Regions from separate parts of the Homo sapiens genome. Here region 2 is linked to region 1. Evidence: chromatin loops called from intact Hi-C (ENCODE). Cell type or tissue: PC-9. All regions are shown on one strand. Links, peaks and the distances in the headings refer to the core of each region. The heading gives the core; the rest is flanking DNA. Region 1 overlaps TXNRD2 (thioredoxin reductase 2). Region 2 overlaps GNB1L (G protein subunit beta 1 like).

Region 1 (11,106 bases), core at 3,107-11,106:
ACATAGGAAGTGAGCACGTCCATTTGTACCTGGAATTACTATTTTTTTGGCAGAAGGACAAACTTTGTTGGGCCCATCAGCCCCAATTCTGAACCAAGTCCAGTGGGCAGCAATGAGACCCACTTTGCTACCAGCAGAGACATCTCTGCAGTGGCAGGTTCGCCAACGTGCCAGTGGTTGCCATCTCTGAAGGGACGTTCCTTGGGGCTTGCGGCCATACTCTGCACCATGGTCAGCAGCTCTTCTTTGCCTTATATGTAGTGGGCATGGCCTGCCTTCAGGATGGCTGGTCAGTTCGGCCACCTCTGGCTCCCACATTGACCACAGCTCTGTTGGCTGAGATGATCCTCTTGGAGGGCAGCTTCATGTAAGTCTTCCTGGTTTCCGGGCTAGGGGAGGTGACTGCGGTGTAGTTCTCAAAGGCCCAGGCTAACAAGTTCCAGTCTCAGCCTCTCCTCCAGGCAGCGCTTGATGGTACAGGTGTGGTGCCTGCAGGGAGGACGCTGCCGACGTCCAGCTGGGCCCTCTTGCTACAGTACACAAACAGAAATTGGCCCGTGTGGAGGCCCTTGGTGGTGATGGACAGCTCTGTCTGCTGCTTAAACTGGTGTGGATCCTGGAGACCATCTCAGCAGGGGCATGTCCTTCAAGGTGCCCTTGATGTAGCTGTGCCGCTCAGCTAAGTCCACAGCATGCAGGCCTATGAGCCCTCCTGCTTCATGTGCACAAGGAACACAGAGCTGGTGCCCTTCCTCTGCCCACGAATCCCGTGGCCCACGACTGCTCATGAATACAGCCTGAAGAGCTGTACCTGGAATTTTAATGCCCTTGTCGTTTGCAGAAAATATGCCAGAGTGTCATGTATCCATTACGTAATAAGCTCTTACAAAGAAGGAACATGGTGAAGATGCCTATAAATGGATGAGAAAAGGCAGGAACTGGTAATTTACAAAAGAGGAAATACAGTTCATAAACACGTGGCCAAAAATTACTTCATCTTACTAGTCATCAAAGAAGTGCAAATTAAAGCAGCATGACAGAGAGTGCTGTGCGCCGCCTGCCCCAGGAAGGAACAGAGTCTAAGGACTGCCCTGCGCCCAGAAGCCCCCACTCAGCTGGCCGCCCTTCCTTTGAGGGTCTGCCCCAGGAACTCAACTGACACATGGCAAGCTGGTGCCCCAGGTCTCCATCCTGGTGGTGTCTAGGAAGCAGAGCCTTGAGAGTGCCTGTCCTACCCCAGGAGGGGCCATTCAGCAGCACTTGGCAAATGCTGCACTGGGCACTCCAGAGCCAAGGCTTCGAGGACGGAGCTGCAGGGAGCACAGAGCCGCCCCATGGGGAGGCCTGCAGTGGGCCACAGGCACAGCTGGGAAAGCTCTGAGCACAACATGCAGGGCGAAAGACACCGGTGCAGGCACCCTTCTTTCCCTAAATGGCCTGAATAGTGCACATTTATCCTGGCATAGGAGGGAAATGGTCGGGAGCTGACCAGGCACAACTGCTTTATCCTGGCATAGGAGGGAAATGGTGGGGAGCTGACTGGGCACAGCCACCTGCATCCTGCTGCTCACAGCATTCGGGCCCCAGTGGGTCCCCACCTTGGCACAAGTCGTCCAACCTCCTGCAGGGCTCCAGGCCTGAGCCAGTAGGGCCTAGGACGCCTGATTGGCTGTCCAGCACCAGCAGGGAGATCTGGCCCTTCTCTGGCCACTGCCCAGTCCTTTGCTCAGCAAGACCCATAGTGGGGCTCAGGGCCTGGTGTCCTGCCATCAGGGCTGGCCACGGCTAGGGACGTGGCCCCACCCAAGTGGAGCTGGCCTCTTCCCTGCACCCACTCCCAGCCACGTCCCACCAGCCCAGCTTCTAACCCCACTGTGCCCTCGGCTGCCCTCCTCAGGGCTGAGCCTGCTGCCTGCCACAGGCCACTCACTCTTCTTTTGCTGTTCATTCCCGAAGGGCTGTGGAGTCCCTGCAGGGCCAGGCGTGTCTGTGCCGCGCAGCCCACTCTCCCCTGGCCATCCAGCCTGTCCAGCTGTCATGCCTTTCACATTAGTGGCTCCATTACATTCCCACCGACTTCCCAGAGTGATCCACAGAGCATGTGCGGAAGAGTCCTGGCTTTGGATGGGCCACCTATTTCCATGCCTCTTTTATCTCTTGTGACTACTTTTAAATTTATCTTTATTTCCTTCGGGACCTGGGGACAGGGTTTGGTCAGCACCTGCAAGGTCTGTAGTTGCCATAGTGCCATAGTTACCATGAGGAACATGATGAGTGCTCTTGGCTTCCCAGGACCAGCCAGGCAAGCGTGCAGAGGAGAGTGTGGGTGCAGCGTCAGATGTTCTGTTCCGGCACGGAGCAGGCACCAGGAAGTGCTGGGCCTGGTGGGCTGGACACCAGGTTGGAGAGGGACCAGACGGCTGAGCGTGAGCCCCCGGCCTGCAGGGACCACAGCCCCTCCTTCGTGCCCCAGCCCTGCCCATGGGGCCCAGCTCCTTCCTCTGATGTGGGCTGGCATCCCCTGTGTCTGGGCTGATCCCCGACCGGTGCCAGCCCTCCCGGCACCCAATTCCTGCGGCTGAGCAGAGCACAGAGGCTGGAGCCGGCCTCCCGCAAGCTGGCTTAGCCAAGTTGGTATGTTTTGACTCCTGCCCCGGGACAGCAGCTGGAGACTTAAGGGTTCCCTCTCACGGGAGCTTCAGCTTCCAGATGCTTAGGTGGGCGCCACCCGCATACCGGCCAGCAGCTGGTTTGTCCCAGCCACGATGAGCAGGGGAGCTATGCTTTTGAGGCAAAATTGCCTTCGCCATTGGTGGATCATCCTGAGCCCCTGGGAGCCGAGAGCACCTGGGGTTGGGAGGGAAAAGCTGCTGTGGCCATCCGCTGGCCTGGCAAAATCACACCCATCTGAGTTAGGGGAGAAAGGGACCTCTGCTGGCTGTTCGGCTATGAAGAGGCCCATGCGGTGCCCTCTCTCCGGGCCCCAGGCTGTGTGGAGACTGGCAGGGGGCAGCTGTGCTGACCCCCTGGACTGGCCATCCCCTGCCCCTCTTGGCCTTTGCACCCAAGAGCAGGATCAGCTGAGCCAGCTGCCCCCTAGAATGGGCACGGTGTAGTTTGGACACTGCCCCTTAGCTCAGCTCCCCTTGGCCCTGAGGTCTCTAGGCTGGGACTGTGTGCCAGGCAGCCACGAGGGGCTGCAGCACAGAGCAGGTGGGAGACCCGGCTGCTAGCTCTGCTCACCTGGCCCTCTACTAGCGGGTTACGGGGGCTTGCTTTCTCCTAATGGGGAGAGACCTTCAAGCCCTACCTGGGCAGAGGGCCAGATCCCAGGACTTGAGCATTGTTGGGGTACAGTCCAGGGTGTGGCTGGCTCCTCTTCAGCTTGTCCAGATAGGGAGGAGGCCATTGGGAGCCAGCAGGTGTCCCTTGAAGGAGGCCCCTCTGGACTCTTGAGGCCTGGGAGCTGATGGATCTCACTGCCTAATGGTATCAGGCTGTGGTGCTGCAGACAGATGCAGGGAGGCCAGGCAGGCCAGGTGCCAACAGCTCCCCATGAAGGGCTGGTTTCTCCGGATGAAGTCAGTACCAGAGCCACTGGCACTGTGCTGGTGGCCCTGCAGCAGGGCCTGAGGCCTGGGCATGCGGAAGATTCTGGAGTCCCGCGCTTAGCACTCTTTGATGTCAGGGAGCCCCAGCATTGGCAAGTGCCTCTTCCTTTCCCGCGTGCCAGGAACCAGTCTAAGGCCGACTCCAGTTTCCACCGGTGGCACCCCTGCCTTGTCTCCTGTGCCGGCTGTCATCTGACCAGTGTCCGTTTCAGACCTGCCTGCCACCTCCTGCAGAGGCCAGGAGCCCCTCTACGCTGCTGGTGCTTCACATTTGGCCAGTTCTAAGTGGACATTCTTTTTTCTTGAGACAGTCTCACTCTGTCGCCCAGGCTGAAGTGCAGTGGTGTGATCTTGGCTCACTGCAACCGACACCTCCCGGGTTCAAGCAATTCTCATGCCTCACCCTCCCAAGTAGCTGGGATTACGGGTGCATGCCACCACACCCAGCTATTTTTGTATTTTTAATAGAGACAGGGTTTCTTTCTTTTCTTTTCTTTCTTTTTTTTTTTTTGAGACAGAGTTTTGCTCTTGTTGCGCAGGCTGGAGCGCAATGGTGCAATCTTAGCTCACTGCAGCCTCCACCTCCTGGGTTCAAGCGATTCAACCTCCCGAGTAGCTGGGACTATAGGTGTGCACCACTACGCCTAGGTAATTTTGTATTTTTAGTAGAGATGGGGTTTCACCATGTTGGCCAGGCTGGTTTTGAACTCCAGACCTCAGGTGATCCACTTGCCTCGGCCTCCCAAAGTGTTGGGATTATAGGCATGAGCCATCACGCCTGGCTGAGACAGGGTTTCATCATGTTGGCCAGCCTGGTCTCGAACTCATGACCTCAGGTGATTTGCCCACCTCGTCCTCCTACAGTGCTGGGATTACAGGCAGGAGCCACTGCACCCGGTCTCTAAGTGGACATTCTGAGAAACAGTTTAAACACAACCGCTCTAGGTCAAAGCCACTGAAGATAACCTTTCAGCCCCCTCTCTGTTTCCTTCAGGTCGAGTCCCAGACACCAGAAGTCTGAATTTGGAGAAGGCTGGGGTAGATACTAGCCCCGACACTCAGAAGATCCTGGTGGACTCCCGGGAAGCCACCTCTGTGCCCCACATCTACGCCATTGGTGACGTGGTGGAGGTACGGCATGCGTCCCGGGACCAGGGCCCCTGCCCCTGCCTGCTCCACCACCCCTGCTCGCTGGGCTCCGGCTGCTGCCGTCCTGTAGGAGAGAAACGACACTTTCTCTGATGACAGAGGCTCTGGGCCAAACCCCAGGGCCAGCCTGTCTGGAGTTCTGGGGCAACCTGGACATGGGCCTCGGCTCTCTGCCTTTCCTTTCCTTTCTGTGGTGGGAGTGTGGATGGTCTAAAGACAGCTGCAAGCACCAGCAGCAGACGCCTGCTGGGAATGGGGCATGGGTCAGCTCTGCACGCAGGCCTCAACCCCTGGCAGGTAGGCTAGAGGCATAGGCTTAGAAATGCCACCATGGCCTTGGGGCCGTCCTGTCCCCACAGGGTTGAGAGGCAGGTCTAGTTCGGGCCCACCTGGCCCCGCCCTCCCCGCCTCAGTATCCTCTGGCTTGCCTCTCTGGGCATCACACCGGGGCAGGTCCTTTGCTCTCAGCTGCTGCTGCTGCTGTGAAGTGGAGACCGGTGCCAGTCTTTCCTGGGTGGGGGCTCTGGAGCCCTCCTTACACATGGCCCCAGTAAGGGACTGTGGTGGTCAGTCTTGGGATACTGCACCCTGGCAGCCTCAGGAGTGCTCGGCCTGTCCTGCATGTGTCCAGCACCTGCTGCTGAAAGTGGCTCTGGAGGGTCGCTGAGAGCTTCTTTGTAGCGAGACCTGTCAGTGTCTGCGTCCTGGGGCTGTGGTACCAAATCACCACACACGGGTGGCCCAGAACAACAGACATGGATTATCTCACGTTTGGGGGGCAGTAGTCTGAAATGAAAGTGTCAGCTGGGGCTGGGTGCAGTGTCTCATGCTTGTAATCCCAGCACTTTGGGACTCCGAGGCAGGCAGATTACTTGAGGTCAGGAGTTCAAGACCAGCCTAGCCAACATGGTGAAACCGTCTCTACTAAAAAAATACAAAAATTAGCCAGGCGTGGTGGCACGTATCTGTAATCCCAGCTACCCGGGAGGCTGAGGCAGGAGAATCATTTGAACTCGGGAGGAGGAAGGCGGAGGTTACCGTGAGCCAAGATTGTGCCACTGCACTCCAGCCTGGGTGACAGAGCGAGACTCCATGTCAGAAAGTGTCAGCTGGGCCAGGCTCCCTCGGAAGCCTCTGGGGTAGGATGCCCCAGGCGTCCCTCGGGTTGTGGCTATATCACTCCTCTCTCTGCCTCATCGTCATGTGACAGTCTCCTGGGTGTGTCTCTGGGCCCTGATTTGCCTCTTACAGTTTCTCTGCAATTGGACTTAGGGTCCACCCTAATCCAGGATGACTTCATTTCCATCCTTACCTTAATTGTATCTGCAAAGATCTTATTTCCAAATAAGGTCACACTCTGAGGCTCCAGGCAGACCCTGCAGGGTCCTGTAGGGCCCATCTAGCCGACCCGATTGTGTGGACAGAGCATGTGGCTCCATGTGCCTCAGCCACCCTGCAGCCCCAGCTTGCTTAGCTGGATGGTTCAGCTGCTCAGTGATTTCTGCAAGCGCAGCCTCTGCCTGTGGACCATGTAGGTGCAGTGGTCTCTGGTTGCAGGGTCTGTTGAATCCTGTGGGCGCTGCACCCTGAGACAGTGCCATGTGCATCTCTGTGCACAGCGGGAAGCCTCCCTTCTGTCTGGGAATCTGAGTTTTCCCTCTGCAAGTGTGTAGCTCCCAGGCTCCTGTGTTGGAAACTGGAACATTTCAAACCGTTTTGCCAGAAATGCATGGCGCACACAAAGGCATTCTTTATTTAAACATTAAATCCACTCTGTCAGAAAGGTCGTTCTGAATAGTCCAAAGAGTTAACACCCAACCAGTGGTCCCTTGAGCGGCTGGGAAGAGCCTGTGGGCGGGGCGGGGGCTATTGTTTAATGAGATGTTGTGTGCTGTGCGCCGCCCGCCGGGATGTTTCCGTAGTTAGTCAGGCCTGCTGGAATGCGCAGGCTGCGCTCTGAGTTTATCTCCACGGATCTCTATGCATTTCTGGAATGCCAAACAACATCTGCATTTCCTGCTGCCATGGTGATTGGCAGCCCATCCCAGAGGACGGTGCTGGAACCCCCAAGGCTGGGCACACCCTGGGACGGAGGGATCTCCAGCACAGCGACATTCTGATTTGGAATTTGTTATGGACTGTGACGTGCAGATCAAGCTGCACGTCAGGAGCACATGGAACGCTTTGGGGTCCCTTTTTAGCCGGGGATTCCAGTGAATGAAAACGGTAGCAGGGGCTCTTTTGAGCTTGGTCATGGGGCAGCCCTCCGAGGTCAGCAATGTGCAGAAGGGGTTTGGAGAGAAGGCTTGAGCATGTGAGGGTGGCACGGCCAGCCTCATCAGCAGCGGACTCCTTTCCCAGGGCAGAGTGGAGGGCAGCAAACAGGAGAATGAGCAACCTACCTAGGTCCTTGGGATGCCCCTCAGGAGGACGAGCTCTAGGGGGAATGCTGTACGTCACCATGCTCGGTGCCAGTGTTGGGGATTTTCTAAAGGGAGATGCCCACTCGGAGGGCAAAGGGTGATGGCATAGGGGCTGCATATAACCCCGGACATGGTGCTGACGTGGCCCCCCTGTGCCTTCCCCAAGGGGCGGCCTGAGCTGACACCCATAGCGATCATGGCCGGGAGGCTCCTGGTGCAGCGGCTCTTCGGCGGGTCCTCAGATCTGATGGACTACGACAATGTGAGTTCTCTAGCAGGACGCCACGTGCAGCCTAGGACAGGCTGAGTTCGAGGCTAGCTCTTCTGGGGTGAGGGGCCTTTGTGCGCTGTGTGTCTGCATGTAGATGTGGGCATGCGTGTGTGTGCGCTTATGTGGGTGTGTTGTACACACGTGTGTGTGCATGCATGGGTGTGTGGCTCAGTTCTGAGAGTGTGGCGCAGGCGTGGGCAGGTGGGTCGCCTACTGTGCTTGCAGCCTGCTCTGGGCGCATCTGGTCCTGGTCTGTGATCGCTGCTCTTTGTGTCACATGCAGTGGGGAACTTCGGTTTTCGGGGCCCAAGGGCCCTCCCTGACTCCAGACCTGCTTTCAGGTTCCCACGACCGTCTTCACCCCGCTGGAGTATGGCTGTGTGGGGCTGTCCGAGGAGGAGGCAGTGGCTCGCCACGGGCAGGAGCATGTTGAGGTGAGGCCTGGGAGCAGCACAGCTGAGGACAGTGGCGACTCCACGACCTCACCCCATGCTCTGGGCGGAGGCCTTGTGAGCAGGGTGCCAAGGTCTCTCCTTTCCAGGGGCCCTGAGCAGTGGCTGTGTGTAGCGGGAAGGGACACGTTGGGGGCAGCCTCAGAAGTGGGGGTGCCTGGGCTTTGGCAGCCTTGGGGTGACTGGGCTTAGGTGCCTCTGGTCTCTGCCACCATGTGTCACAGCAGTGAGGGGAAGGCCCTTGGCTGCCTTGTTCTGAGGGCAAGGAGAAGCCCTGTGGCCCAGAAGCCCCCAGCCCCACCCCAGCCATGCTGCAGGGGTGCCCAGCACCAGCAGGGTCACCACCACGGTGCCACCCGCTCCCCTGCTGAGGTCAGCTGAGCACTGGCCCCACTCCAGCACACAGCAGCTTGTCCCTGAAAGCACCAGGGCCCCGAAGATGCCTCTGTGCTGTCCCCACCTTGCAGGGCCATGAATCTCACTCTACCCAGAAAAGTTTCTCCCAGGGGCCTCCGACCTCTGCTTCCACCCCCACCCCCCCCACCACCCTGCACCTCGTCTTCCTGGACTGCCCAGGGTTTCTCCCAGGCGAGAGCCCCCCGCCCCCCGCCCCCCACCACATCCTGATACCCATCCTCTTCCAGCTTCTTCCAGGCTCAGGCACTCACCCTTGAGGAAAGGGGTTTTCATCGAGCAAGCCTGCTTTGGGGGTCTGCTCTGGCAGGTGGCTGTGGCTCCGGGGTGGCCTGGAGGGATGCGGGGGCTCTGAAGCCTGCCGGGCCGTGGTAGCTGGAAGCCTTCGGTGCGGTTTCATCTTGCTGCCGCTGCAGCTTGCAGGCACCCAGAGAAACCGGAGCCTGCAGCCTGGGCGGTGGGGCCTGCGGCCTTTGGGGATGAGACACTGGGCTCCAGGGCTGGCCCCTTCCCCCTGCACCCCAGAACTCTCCATCAACAGGACGGGCCTGACAGGCCAGCCTTCCCCGAGGCACTTTATTTGCTATTTTTGTTTGATTCATCACAAGTGTGCTGGGACATATGTTCCTGGCATTTTATAATGTTGTTTTATGTTTCACAATGTTGAATGGCCAAATACTCTGTTTGTTTTCTTTTCAATTCTGTCTTAGTTAGAACAATATTCTCTGAAGTTCCATTAATTAATAATGGCTGTACAGCACATGTGAGGGCCCCACTCATTTTTTACTTGGCCGCAGCCCCGGACACGCTGTCGAGCCCTTCAGGGGTGCTGAAAGCCTTTGTCCAACAGCTCCGGCTCCGGTGTGGCCACAGCGGCCTTGCTCCAGTGAGGGCCAAGCAAACACCAGGGTGCCTGAGGGAGCCCAGGTGGCCTCCTGCTCACCCATTCTTGCCTCCACCATTTGTTGTGGGTGAGCTACGTCCACCCAGGTTTGCTGTGCCTGGCCTGGCTGCTTGGATTGCCTGATGCCTGCTCTGCTGCTGTGGTTTACGGGGGTCCCAGGCCTGGGTGGGACAGGGTCTGTCCTGCAGAGCATGGCTCCAGCCACTGGCTGCCTGCACGTGAGAGGGCCTGCACACACCCCGTGGCCAGCCAAGCCCTCATCCCCATCCCAGACCAGACCTTCAGGCCAGATGGATGGTTCCTGCCCGCCATGACCCTGCCTTGCCCATGCAGCCTGTGGGAGCTGCAGGTGCCACGAGGTTTGTTTGTCGCAGCACTGATCCAGGGTTGGTATCCTGTCCTCAGGTCTATCACGCCCATTATAAACCACTGGAGTTCACGGTGGCTGGACGAGATGCATCCCAGTGTTATGTAAAGGTGAGCATCCCTGTGGCCCAGGGTGCTGAGGATGAGAGGGAGGGTGGCAAAGAGCCTGGCAGGGTGAACACCCGAGGACTGGCCCCACCCATGCCTCCCAGGCAGGGTGCAGGGTGGATGCAGGGTGGACGCAACCCAGCCCCCTCCTGGGCTGGTGGCTGAGATGTGCGGCTTTCAGATGGTGTGCCTGAGGGAGCCCCCACAGCTGGTGCTGGGCCTGCATTTCCTTGGCCCCAACGCAGGCGAAGTTACTCAAGGATTTGCTCTGGGGATCAAGTAAGTCCCGAGGAATGCAGGCTGCGATGCGATGTGCAGCTGGGTATCCCTCGAGTGCCGGCAGTCCTACAGTGGAGAGCTGCTGCCACTCTTGCGGCATTTATGTGGCCTTCGTGGGTTTGCAGCAGAGATTCCTCAGGCCCCTCAGACAGGGCGGGTTTTAGGGGGACAAGAGGCGGTTCTGCCCCAGCCAGACGCTGTTGAGCCAGCCAGAGCCAGGTGAGGTGTCCCCTGTGGCCCCGGGTCGCTGCTAGGGCCCTTGCCCACCTGGCCAAGCACCACGCCACCATGAGCAGAGTGCCAGTACCTGGAGAGCCACCCCAGGGCTGCTGTGTGTCTTCTGGAGCTGGGGCCATTGCCTGGGTCTTGGGCTCAGGCTGTGTGTTTTCGGGGTCCCGGGGTCAAAGGAAGCCATGGCAAAGGCTCTGGGTGGGTTGACAGGGGTAGTTGGAGGTTGGGACATTGTGCATGGCCTGAGAGAGGTGGCTGGCTGGATGTGGGGCCTGGGAGGTGGTGGTGTGGTGAGGCCAGGATGCGCTGTCTGTGGGTAAAGCAGAGAGCAGAGGCCTAAGGCAGGACTGTGCCTAGCAGGGGAGGATGGAACAGCAGGAAGCCAGGCCAGGGCAAGCCAGGGCGTGGCTGGGTGGGAGGTGGGCTGGACGAGCACTAGGCATCTGCTGGGAGGGAGGTGGATGGCACCCACGGGTGTGGGCAGGGGTCCTGGCTGCTGGCTGGGGGTCAGGGGACAGTGAGGAGACCAGCAGCCTCTGAGGCCCTCCTCTTCCCGGGGGTGGGATGCTGTGGACCCCCCTCCCTGTGCTGACCCCGCCTGCCTCCCCCATCCCCCATGTGCAGGTGTGGGGCTTCCTATGCGCAGGTGATGCGGACCGTGGGTATCCATCCCACATGCTCTGAGGAGGTAGTCAAGCTGCGCATCTCCAAGCGCTCAGGCCTGGACCCCACGGTGACAGGCTGCTGAGGGTAAGCGCCATCCCTGCAGGCCAGGGCACACGGTGCGCCCGCCGCCAGCTCCTCGGAGGCCAGACCCAGGTATGCAGGTGGGGCTGGCTCTGTTTGAGGACAGGGCATGTGGCAGGGGTGCAGGAGCCCTGGCCATGGGCTCCCTCCA
Region 2 (11,391 bases), core at 1,688-9,687, 74 kb after region 1:
GTGGACTCCGTGTGCTTGGAGAGTGTGGGCTTCTGCCGGAGCAGCATCCTGGCCGGGGGCCAGCCACGCTGGACGCTTGCCGTGCCAGGGAGGGGCAGCGACGAGGTGAGAGCCAGCCTGCCTGAGGCCCCATGTTCTCCAAACAGTTGTGCTCATCCTCTGCATTTGATTAGGAGGCGCCTGCGCCTACCCACAGGACTCCATGGAGCCGCCCACCTGCCGGCAGCTTCAGCAGCCGGGGCTGATGCACAGCCGGCTAGGCCTGGGCCTGTCCCCTTGGGGTGGCCTTGCTGATGAGCCATCCTCCCAGGGCAGTGGGAGAATCAGGAGGCGTTGGGGGAGGGGCCGGTGTTTTGGAGGCCTGGGCACCCAGCATAGTTCTGCACATGGAGGACAGTGGCGTGGGATGGCCAAGCATGGAGGCCCGAGGCCGGCAGGAACGGCAGGGGAGAGACTGCTCAGGCCCTGAGGACCTTAGACCCAAGTGGGAGGAACGCTCCGGGGCAGCTGGCAGGAGGCGGTGGGAGAGAGACCAAGTCCCTGGTGAAGTTGGAGGCCTGGGGAGGGCTGACCCAGGGCAGCAGGGAGGGTGGTATCTCAGGGCACACAACCAGGGCTGGGATGGGTGGGTGCAGGCACAAGGTGGTGATCACAGTCCTCAGGGGAAAGGTGAGCTAGGGAACACCCAGGGGGTGGGGGGATCACCAAGCAGGGAGGCCACTGTTAGGTGGAGCTTAGGCCAGAATGACCAGAGGTGTTGGTAACACAGGACTGGCCCAGCTGGACAGTGGTATCCACACCCCCAGTGGCACAGGAGGCAGGGTCTGCCAAGGGAGGGGTGCCCAAGATGTGCGGGGAGGGTGTCATAGTGGAGGAGGGTGTGGCTGGAGGCTCAGCTCTTGGGGGAGCTGAAGGGAAATCAGAGAAGAGCCTTTGAGTGGCGACTGTCCCACCTGGTGAGTGGGGCATGGTGGCCCGAGGGCGGGGCATGGGGAGGACATACCATGGAATAGGGGGCGCACACGTGGGGGCTACTGTCCATGCCCACTGCCGAGTCCTCCCCATTCGCTGTGCCCGGGCAGTCTTTGGGGCTGGTACTGGGCAGGACGGCCCCCACGCACAGTTGGGCTTGGCCCCTGCCCAAGGAGAGTCGTTCTGTCTTCAGGCAGATCCAGTACAGAAATAATGAGATAGGAACAGGCATTTATTTGTTCATTGCATTTAAATAACCAATTAGGAGCTACATACACTTTTCTTGCCAATCTGCCAAAAACCTGTTACAAGTTGTATTTATGTGAGAAAGAGGGGCGTGCTTCCTCCCCCGGGACCCAAGGTCTACAGACCCACAGGAATGCTGCAGGAGTTTGAGTCAGCTCTTCCCTTGGCCTGCTGTGCTCCATGCGCTGGTCTCGGCCACCCCCAGGCCGCCAGCCAGCACTCGGTCAGCCTGCGCTGCCCCCTGCCACACGTCCCCTGTGCTCAAGGCTGTCTAACCCTCCTCCTAGCTTTCAGCTCTCCCTGTGGGGCAGCATCTGTCTTTTCCCGGGGCAGCCTGTCTGGGGACCTCTCACATCCTGGGAAAACAGTTGCTTTCCACATTCCCACCTGGAATCTGTCAGACTGGGCGGGAGAAAGCCTCACTGGCCTGCACCCAGACAACGCCCAGGGAGCCGCACTCCCACCCCACTCGGCCGGCTGGGTGGCCACACTTGCCCAAACCTAACATTTTTCCTTCTGGAAACAAAAGTTGCAGTCAGGTGCCAGGCGGAAAGCTCATGGGTGTCTGTAGGAGGCTCCAAGTACAGGCGCAGGCAGGGGCAGCCCCGGGCTGAGGACCCAGCCCAGGTAGACGTGGTGTGTACCTCTGGTGCTCAGGCCCAGGGCTCACCACTCCCCTGCACCCAGGATGTGGTTCAAGGCGCCGCCACCCCCGCTCCCTCCTGCAGCGCCCAGAGTGGGGCATCAGGGCTGCCCTGGGTTCTGCCCTCACCGCACCCCTCCTCCCCCCATCTTTTGCCCCTGCCCTCACTGGCCTGCTCAAGTCCTTTGCCCTTGATGTCCCCTCACTGTCCCCAGAGGGGTCTTTTGGAGCCCAAATTGAGACAGGCCTTCCTTGGTTGGGGACTGTGTATGGCCGTGTAGGCTGTGTAGCCAGTGCCTGCCTCCTCCGCAGCCCTCCCCACCCCACAGAGGCACAGGTGTGCTCAGGGCGGCTCCTCCTGCCCCTGGCTTAAGTCCCCTACCTCCCCACCCCATTAACTGCTGGAACTAGCCCATCTTCCTGATATAGCGACAAGAAGAACAGATCTTATTTTAAGAAATCTGGCACAGAGGAGTGCAAAAAGTAGGAAATCATAGTCCCAGCTACTCAGGAGGCCAAAGCAGGAGGAACCCAGGAGTTCGAGACCAGCCTGGGCAACACAGTGAGACTCCATCTCTGCAAAAAGTTAGCTGGGCCTGGTGGCCGCACACCTGTAGTCCCAGCTACTGGGGAGGCTGAGGTGGGAGGGTTACTTGAGCTCAGGAGTTCAAGGCTGCAGTGAGCTGTGATGGCACCAGCCTGGGTGACAGAGTGAGACTCTGACTTTAAAACAAAACAAAACTTCTCAATTTAATATGGGGAAAACAGGTTGTGAAATGGGAAAAGTTCCCTTATCCCCTCCCGGGGCGTGCAATGGAGGTGTGTTTCGCTTCCTCGGTGTCCCACTGCTCAAACTTCTAGGGGAGCATACAGACAGGCAGGCTGTGAGGCTTTGACCCCACAGCAGTGTCTAGGGGTGAATGTTTACAGCTGAAGCCCCAGTGAGTGTGTGTTACAGGGTGCTCTTTTAGTTTAGCTGTCCATAGGTGGCTTGTATTAGTCAGCTCAATTAGACCCTTGCCTTATTGCAAGGACAGAAGGCTTTCAGTATCCTGGGGTTCTTGCCTTGGTGTACTGGAAGAATTGGATCACACATGGGCTTGGAGAATGAGTGCAAGGTTTTATTGAGTGGAAGTAGCTCTCAGCAGATGAGGGAGCCAGAAGGGAGATGGTTTTCCCCTGGAGTTGGGCTGCTGGGTGGCCTGGGCTCTCCTCCAACTGCCCGGCCAGATTCCACCTCATTCCGCTCGCTGGTTGATGGCCTGCCAGCATGCCAGCCTCTGTCGGTGTGCTCTTCCACCACCGTGCTCCCCTCAACGTCCTCTCAACGTCCAGCCACTTGTGTCTCTGCTTGCTATGGTCTTGGGGGTTTTTAAAGGCACAGAATGGGGGTGTGGTGAGCCAGGGTGGTCTTGGGAAATGCAGCATTTGGGTGCGAAGGCAGGAGTGCCTGTCCTCACCTAGGTCTATAGGGACAGGCCCGGGGGTGGAGCCCTTGCCAGGTGACTTCCCTTCCTAGCACTTCCCTGCCCCTCTCCCGTATCATTTGGAAATGTGGGGAGTGAGCCAGGCAGTGTGGTCTACACCCTCCCAGACCCTCCCCACAGCCCTGACGGTGGCTCTCACAGACCCTTCCTGAAAACAGCAAAGGGACAATGGTGGCAACACCCAATGACAGCTTGCCACTGCTCCCTTAGCTGGGATCACAGAGGTGGCACATGGGCTATAACTCTGGTCCTTGCAGGCCGCCCTGGTGCCTCTAGCTCTTCACTCAGTGGCCATGCTGATCCTAAGAGGAGGAACCCTGTCCCGGAGTTGCTGTTACTTGCAGAAGACAAAGAACGGCTAAGCCCGCCCCAGCTTCTCCTGGGTTCTCCACGTTCTTCTGTGCCAGGCTCAGTGGCACCTCGTCTTGGTTTTTGGACATCAATGTTCCTATATTTCCATGTGGCTAGAGCTTCTCCTTGAGCGGTTTTTCCGCAAGGAATCCTTGGTGTCCACAGAGACCTCTGTTTTACCCTCCTGCTTACCATTTTGGCCGGCTTTGGAGTTCAGGCTTGACAACCTTCCCCAGAGCTCGCAGGCCTGGTCTCACCATCACTGAGCCTCTTGGTTCCTGACTGTAATCACCTCTCCCATTACTGAGTTCTTTTTTGCCCTCTTCATTATGTTGCTCTGTTTGTTCCCCGGGGGCCCCTTTCGTCAGATGGTTGGCTCCCCCTGAGGCCCCTGGTTTCTGGGCTTGATGGGCAGGAGGCTCTATTTGTGTGTGCAGGTGTGTACATGTTACCCATGCATGTGTGTGTGCATGCGTTTGTGTGGGGCCTAGATCTGTGAGCCATCCCTGGGGCTGAGTGGGGCTGAAGCCCTGTGTTGGAGGCTGAGCTCCTGGTGCTGAGTGGAGCAGAAGCCCTGCTGTCAGAGGCTAAGCTCCTGGTGCTGAGTGGAGCAGAAGCCCTGCTGGCAGAGGCTGAGCTGCTGTGGGGGCCCCTGGCAAGAGCAGCCTGCACAAGAAGCGCCGTGGCCCTGGTCCGCGTACTGGAGGTGGGCGCCTCAGCAGGTCTCTGTAGCTGGAAGGACCGGGCTGTGGGCCCAGCTCTCTGCCCTGCCCGGAGGTGACCTCAGCACACCCATAGCATGCCTGTGGCAGATCTGGGATTCAGACTTGGGGTCCCGGGCCTATTCTGTGTGGGTTAGTGAGGGCAGCAAGCTTCTCACCCACAGAGGCACAGGCCCCTAAGACACGATCCCTCTGCCTGGCTCAGGAGAATAGAGGGGCCAGAGACCGCTGGACCAACTGGTATGAGTTCTGCCTACTCAGAGCCCCCAGCCTCAGGGGCTTGGACTCCTTGTGTGTAAAGTGGGTGATGCCCCATGTATGCCAGGCTCTGTCCAAGGTGGCTGTGCATTGATATTATTGCTGTGTTATCGGTAGCTCATTCCAAGTGGTTCCTATGTAAAACATGCACCAGGAAGGAGAAGCAGACAGAGGAGATAGAATCAGTGGGCTCTGTCAGGGGCCAGTGAGCTGCTCTCGCTTGTACCTGGGGAAGTTCAGTGCTGGCTGAGCCTCCCCAGTTCCCAGAGCGAGGGCAGAGGGTGCAGGCGGACCTGGATTCCAGCAGAACCACCTGGCAGTCTGCTGCTTGTGGCCTCGGCCATCCCCTGACCTGGCTGTTCAGGAGATGTGTGACCAGCGAGCCTACACCCCACAAGCCGGCATGGCACATCTCCCAGCCCAGGTGTAGGGGGGCCCTGGCCTGTGTTCAGGGGACCTGGAATGCAGCCTCGATGCACAGGGGACACCGGGGCGTCCAGGTGGGGGAGCCAGGTTTCCCGGAGCTGCCCTCAGAGGACGCACATCACATTCATTTCTCAAGTGGGTGGCAAATCCCTAGGTGCTCCTGGGCGAGTCTTAGAACCATGGCTATGCCTGAGATCACTCACACTGGTTCGTATGTAAAGCCTACACCAGGAAGGAGAGAGAATCGGTGGGCTCTGTCAGGGGCCAGTGAACCAGCCTCCTGCTCAGCCTGCACGGTAACGTCGGGAGAGGCTGGGGCAGCTGCCAGGCGGTGACCTGGGAACAGTGAGAGCGTTTTGCAAGGGCCCATGCAGCCTAATTAGGAGCCTGGGCTCCCAGGTGCCCACGGGGAGGGGAGCAGACAGAAACTCACAGCAGCCCGGGCTAATCGCCTTAAGAGTCTCTTGTTTGTATAGCGCAGACTCGACTTGGCGACGGCCCAAATCAACTTGTTTTCTTACTGTCAGGTTCAGATTCTGGAGATGCCCTCCAAGACGTCAGTGTGCGCCCTGAAGCCGAAGGCAGATGCCAAGCTGGGCATGCCCATGTGCCTGCGGCTGTGGCAGGTAAGGCCCCGCGTGCACCAGCCACGCCCTGCCGGCCACACCCACGGCCATGAGTCATGCTCCATTCAGGATCTGATTTATCGTCGAGCCACTCAGGCAACACCCCACCCCCCTGCCGCAGGGAACCTGTGCAGCTGCCTCAGTGTCCCCACGGCCCTCTGCTTCCTGCTGCTGCAAGGGGCCTCCTGTCAGTGCCCCAGGAGAGGCCTGGCTTCAGCCAGCAGCAGTGGCAGCAGGTCCTCGTCCTTTGCAAGCTCCGGTGGGCTCACCCCGCAGCTCGTGGTGCCCTCCAGTGAGCGGTGAGGAGGGGACAGTGGGGTCTGCCAGCGCCTCAGTACTTGGGCCGTGCTTAGGGCAGGGCAGGCCACGCTGACTAACTGCAGCAAGCCTGCACGGCCCCCGCTTTGCTTAGGATTGATTTTTATTACTTCTTTGCCTCTTAGAGGCAGGAGTGGACTTAACACAATGACATTCCCTGAGGCCACATTTGGAATTTCTGATCCATGAACATTTCCTTCCTTCTCAACTGTTCTTTGTGGTTAGACAGGGTTGGAAGGCATCAGCCGGGGCACAGGTCGGGGTTGCTGGGAGGGACTCTTCTGGGCCAGCTGCCTCCATGCAGCACAGCTTCCTCGAGGCCAGTCTCCTCCCTCATCACCCTTCAGGCCAGCACTGGCTCAAGGTGTAGCTGCCCTCCTCGGGGCCGCTCATGTCCAGGGCTGCAGAGCAAGTGATCCCGTGCATTCACTTGCAAAGAGCCCCTCAGCCCTGAGCTGCCTCGGAAGCCCACGGTAAGGGGTCACCAGCAGCACTCTTCCCAGGCCCTAAGTCATGCCAGGCACCCTCCTTTTCTATTTTATTTATTTATTTTTTTTTTGTGATGGAGTCTCGCTCTGTCACCCAGGCTGGAGTGCAGTGGCGCGATCTCTGCTCACTGCAAGCTCCGCTTCCTGGGTTCACGCCATTCTCCTGCCTCAGCCTCCTGAGTAGCTGGGACTACAGGCGCCCGCCACCACGCCCGGCTAATTTTTTGTATTTTTAGTAGAGCCGGGGTTTCACCATCTCAGCCAGGATGGTCTCCATCTCCTGACCTCGTGATCCGCCCGCTTCGGCCTCCCAAAGTGCTGGGATTACAGGCGTGAGCCACCGCGCCCGGCCCAGGCACCCTCCTTTTCTGTTTGGCTCTGAGAACTGCCCTGGGCTGGGCCTTTACCGGGAGGTGACTCTGGCTCGCTGCCTCTTTGACCTCCTCATGAGAGCGAGACCGGATGGGCCTGTGCAGTTTGTGGGCATCTGCATGCCCTGCAAGGCCCACCGGGATGGGTACCCCCAGAGTCCCTGCCCCCAGCTTTTCTCTCTCTCCACGTGACCAGAAAGTGGGCGCCCCTTACTGCAGTCAGCTTCCCCCTGTGGTTTCTTGACTGAGAAGGTTCACTTGGAATTTGGGGTCTCCCGTGGACTGATCCTGTAGTGCTGCTTCTGTGGCTGTGGCCATTTGGGGAGAAGCCCTCACAGGAGGCAGGGTGGCTTCCGGGAGGCTCACCTGAGATGATGAAACTCGGTGCCAGCAGGCTCACAGCCGGGCCACAGGGACTGCAGCAGAGCCTGGGTCACTGGGCTCCATGTGCCCACACAAGGCTCCTCCAAGGGCTTGACATGGGCTCCGCTGGGAGGAAAAACGCCCCCCAAGGCTGCAACCCCGCAGGCAGTGGGCAGGGCATCCAGGTCCTGGGGAAGGGTGTCCGAGTCTGCACGGCTCCTGTTCCACCCCTTGGGAAACGTGGGTCATTGCACAATCATGTAAAATTCCAACAGAAAAATGCGTAGAAAGGGATGTACAAACTTGTTAAGGTAATTAATGTAGTTGACAGAGGACAAATCGTGTTTCTGTTGGTGATGGAGATCCAGCGTGAAGCATTCCGCTAAGAAAAGCCGACATTAACTCCACATGTTCCCTTTTCCATCCCCAAGCCTGAGGGTCAGGTTATAATTTATCAATCCAATTGTGGCACAGTGGCCTGACTTGCTTTTTTTTTTTCTGAAACATTGAGGGTTTTCTTTTTTTGGGGGGCAATCACATTTTTATTTATTTAAAAAATTTTTTAATTTTTAATTTTTAGTATATTCTTATTTTGCTCCTCTAAGCAGCTGACCTGCAACATAAGAATAATTGCTATTAATATATAAAAGGTCAGGACCTACGTCAAGCCTGAGGCAGTCACTGGCATAGCCCTCAGGGCAGGGGCCACTCCAGCCAGCCCTGCCCTGCTTCTTGGGGTATGGTGCATGGAGGGCTTCCCACAGCCCCTGACCTGCTGTGTCCCTCTGGGGGTGCCAGTCAATGGGAGGGGTGCAGAATGAGGCCTGGCCTCCAGGTCTCATCTGCGGGCAGGGAGGGGGCAGAGAAGAACAGGTCCAGGAGACTTCAGATCCTCTCCCCTGCAGAGGTCAGGCAGCATCAAGGCTGTGGGCACCGAAGTGCTCCAGCCACAAGAGGACTGCCCGGCCTGTGGTATCTGTCACTAGGGGGCTGCAGGGACCAGGGGCATAGCAGGGGCTGGCAACCACAGGGCAAGCCCCTCCAGGCCAGGTTGGCTTCTGCTCCAGCCACCCTGTGGCACCACGACAGGCGGGTCAGTCACACACACAGTCCCTGCGTTGGCCATGGCATCTGAATTCAGAGGCAGTGGCTTCACACAGGCTCTAGGCTCTGAGACTGCCAGAAGGACATCGGTGATGGGAGCAGCCCCAGGCAGTCTCAGCTCCTGCAGTGGAGGAAAGTGCCGGGGAGGAGGGTGGCACAGGCTGGGAACAGGTGCCACCACAGAGCGCTGCCTGAGGGGAGTGGGTCCAATGAGGAGAGTCTTTGGAGTCAGCTTCTGGGGTTGGCCTGCATTCCTGGTTGGGATGCAGAGTGTTCCCCGCTGCTCTCGCCTGGCCCTCACCCACTGTGAGTTCAGACGCACCACTTACCAGGGGGAGGCCCTTCTAGGGAGCCAGGGCTGCCTGCAAGGAGCTTCTGTGCAGAAGGCATGGTGCCCATGTTGGGAAGGAAAGTACTGTGGGTCCCTGCACGCCTCATTTCCCAGCAGGTGATCTGAAAGGTGCCAACATGGAACTCCTCCCAGGGATAAAACAGCACACGCAGGAGCGTGGCCAGGACTTCTGCAGGGAGGGGCAGGGGGCTGAGTACACTCGGGGCCCTGGGGCAGCCCTGCCTCCCAGGGACAATGTGGACTCTGGCAGCGGGGCATGACTTGGGATGAGGCCTGGGAGGAGGTGCCCCGGGAGAAGACACACTGACCGCCACTCGCCTCCTCCTGGAGCCTCACTCTTCTCAGTTTTGTCTGTGTGAACTCTGTTATTAGAACCCAGTGGTTTTACAAGTCTTTTTCAGGGACATGTATGAGGACCACTGGACCAGCTCTGGCCTCGGGTTCACATGCCCACATCCTGCAGGGCACAGTGAGTGTCCTTCTGTCCCTGGCATGGCCATCCCCTCCAGGTCAGGGCAGTTGGCCTCGGGCTCCGGGCCTGGCTACCCCGGTTCCCATCACCAGCCTTCTGATGCAGCGAGCCCTGGTCCTTGTGGTGTCTGAGGACTCAGCATCCCTTTGTTAGGCACACGCCCTGGTGCCTTCTGGCTCCCTCAGGTCTCCTTGCTCAGCCATGCCAGGTTTCTCTGGGCTGTCATTCTTGGTGCCGGGGACTGACGGCTGTGTCCCCAGGGTGATGCGGAATCCTGCAGTGCTCTCCTCCTGCAATTATTCCAGAGGCTTAACAAACGAGGTGTCTGCCCAGGGCTTGGAGCCCTCTGACCCGCGCCCTCATTCATCACAAGAGCTCGGGCGGCTCACGCCAGGCTTCAGGGGCAGGGGCTTCGGCAGCCACTTTGACAAAGCACAGAGAGTTCATTTTTCATGGAGATGGAGCTCACGGTTTCTTCTGGCTGGCGGCTCTAGACAGGTGACCAGCCCCAGTAAGTGGTGGCCACACATCTTAGGCCTGGGGAAAGGAGGCAGGAGGACAGGTCCCTGTGCATGGGAGAAGTGGAGAGGGTCGGCAGCACTCACAGTGGCTGGTGGGTGCCCAGCATCACCCCTTTGGGCAGAACCCAGGGTGGGCACATGCAGGTTGCAGGGCTGGTGAGAAGTGGTACAGCAGTGGGAGGCCTTGGGCTTGGCTCTCTGCCCTCCACCCCTATGTCCTTGGGGTGCCCTAAGGGCAGCCGTGCCAGTCCCATGCTGACAGCATCAGCCATCCAGGGGCTGTGTGGGAGGGCACTGGCGGTGCAGAGCTTCTGAGCTGTGGCAGCCACGTGGAAGACATGGGAAACAGCCCCAGCCAGCAGGAGGGGCAGGAATTTCCAGAGCCCCTTCTCCCCCGAAACTCACTGGAGTCAGGGTCCTTCCAGGAGCTGACTGCTCTGCTGTTCCCCGCAGGCCGACTGCAGCTCCCGCCCACTCCTTCTGGCCGGCTATGAGGATGGATCGGTGGTCCTGTGGGACGTCTCTGAGCAGAAGGTGTGCAGCCGCATCGCCTGCCATGAGGAGCCCGTCATGGACCTTGACTTTGACTCCCAGAAGGCCAGGGGCATCTCAGGCTCCGCGGGGAAGGCGCTGGCTGTCTGGAGCCTGGACTGGCAGCAGGCCCTGCAGGTCAGTGCGCCAGGCCCCGGGTCTCATTTATCCTGCTCTGCACTAACAGTCTGATAGGCTGAAACAATATTTAGGCATGAAGAGGAGTTGTTGCAGATCCCTGGCTAATTAATCACTTGGAGGCGGGTGCAGGGGGGCTGTCCATGGCTGGCGCAGGAAGAAGGGGGCGTGGGCGCTGGCAGACCATTCACATGGTTTGGGTTTCGCCCAGACCTCGGGTTCATGCCGTCACATCTTGTCCATCTAGAGAAAGGCACGCAGAGTCCAGGAATACTCAAACCCCTTTGTGAAAACTCAGAGGAATTTGGTCAGTAAGGAACTGATTAATCAAAAAAAAAAAAAAAAAACCAGTGTGGAAAACTGCGAGGAGCTGCAGCCCCCGTGGTGGTCTGGAGCTGGCCCGAGGGAGGCCATTGCTCACGGGCAGCAGGAAAGCCCAGCAGGAAGGCTGGGAAGCCTCAGGGCCACCTGGCGGTTGCTGAAGATCTTCCCATGGTGTCTCCTGGGCTCTCCTAGCTGGCATGGCTCGAGGGGCACCGTGGTGTCCCTGTCTGGGCCTGTGGCTCCAGGGTGGCCTGGCCTACACGTGGCCCTGTTTGGGATGGGAGGGATCAGGTCAGGCTGGTGGGGGCAAGGGGAGTCTCCTGTCCAGGTCTCACTCTGGTGCAAGTCTCAGGGGCTGCAGAGACCATGGGAGATGAGGTGCTGGGTGTGGCCTGGGTACATCCTGGCTTCTGGGGGGTGGACAAGGAGCCCCCATTCACCAGAAGTCTTGGAAGCCTGAGACCCATAGCCAGCGAGTGGTCAGATTGCCCAGTCTAGTGGGTGAAGGGCCTCCAGGGGGAGCTGCATGTCCCGTGAGGTGACTACTGGCAGAAGCAGCAACAGCTCCCAGCCTCACCAAGGACAGGGCCCGGGGCTGCCCTTCTCTGTAGGGCTGTGGTCCAGGCTGTCTGTACGACAGGAGGCCACAGAGAGGGCATTCCTCGGGCCCCCCAGGCA

What was found. Peaks named below come from ENCODE experiments on the same cell type or tissue, not always from the same donor. Only the 100,000 strongest peaks of a DNase experiment are listed, where the experiment ranks them.
Region 2: a loop joins it to region 1, with 9 times the contacts of the local background. A loop is called at or near these places in 2 of 110 quality-filtered maps.

Annotation. Positions count from the first base shown.
Region 1 is chr22:19,876,961-19,888,066 of GRCh38, reverse strand. TXNRD2 (thioredoxin reductase 2) reads left to right here. Exons shown (of 18, transcript NM_006440.5): 12 at 4,606-4,742; 13 at 7,350-7,445; 14 at 7,796-7,888; 15 at 9,630-9,701; 16 at 9,880-9,977; 17 at 10,833-11,027. The coding sequence ends at 10,962. It also overlaps the pseudogene RPL8P5. Among named protein-coding and RNA genes, the nearest start is that of RTL10, 28 kb to the right of the region's middle. RefSeq lists enhancers at 5,868-6,669, 6,670-7,471, 7,472-8,273, 8,274-9,075, 9,878-10,679. In PC-9, for the core only: no CTCF peak of the experiment used is centred there; DNase peaks (open chromatin) are centred at 6,026 and 6,706; H3K27ac peaks cover 1,084 bases.
Region 2 is chr22:19,800,999-19,812,389 of GRCh38, reverse strand. It overlaps GNB1L (G protein subunit beta 1 like), which reads left to right. Exons shown (of 8, transcript NM_053004.3): 5 at 1-105; 6 at 5,633-5,731; 7 at 10,174-10,389. Among named protein-coding and RNA genes, the nearest start is that of TBX1, 46 kb to the right of the region's middle. RefSeq lists silencers at 650-825, 5,659-5,903. In PC-9, for the core only: no CTCF peak of the experiment used is centred there; DNase peaks (open chromatin) are centred at 5,679 and 6,239; H3K4me3 peaks cover 542 bases; H3K27ac peaks cover 1,274 bases.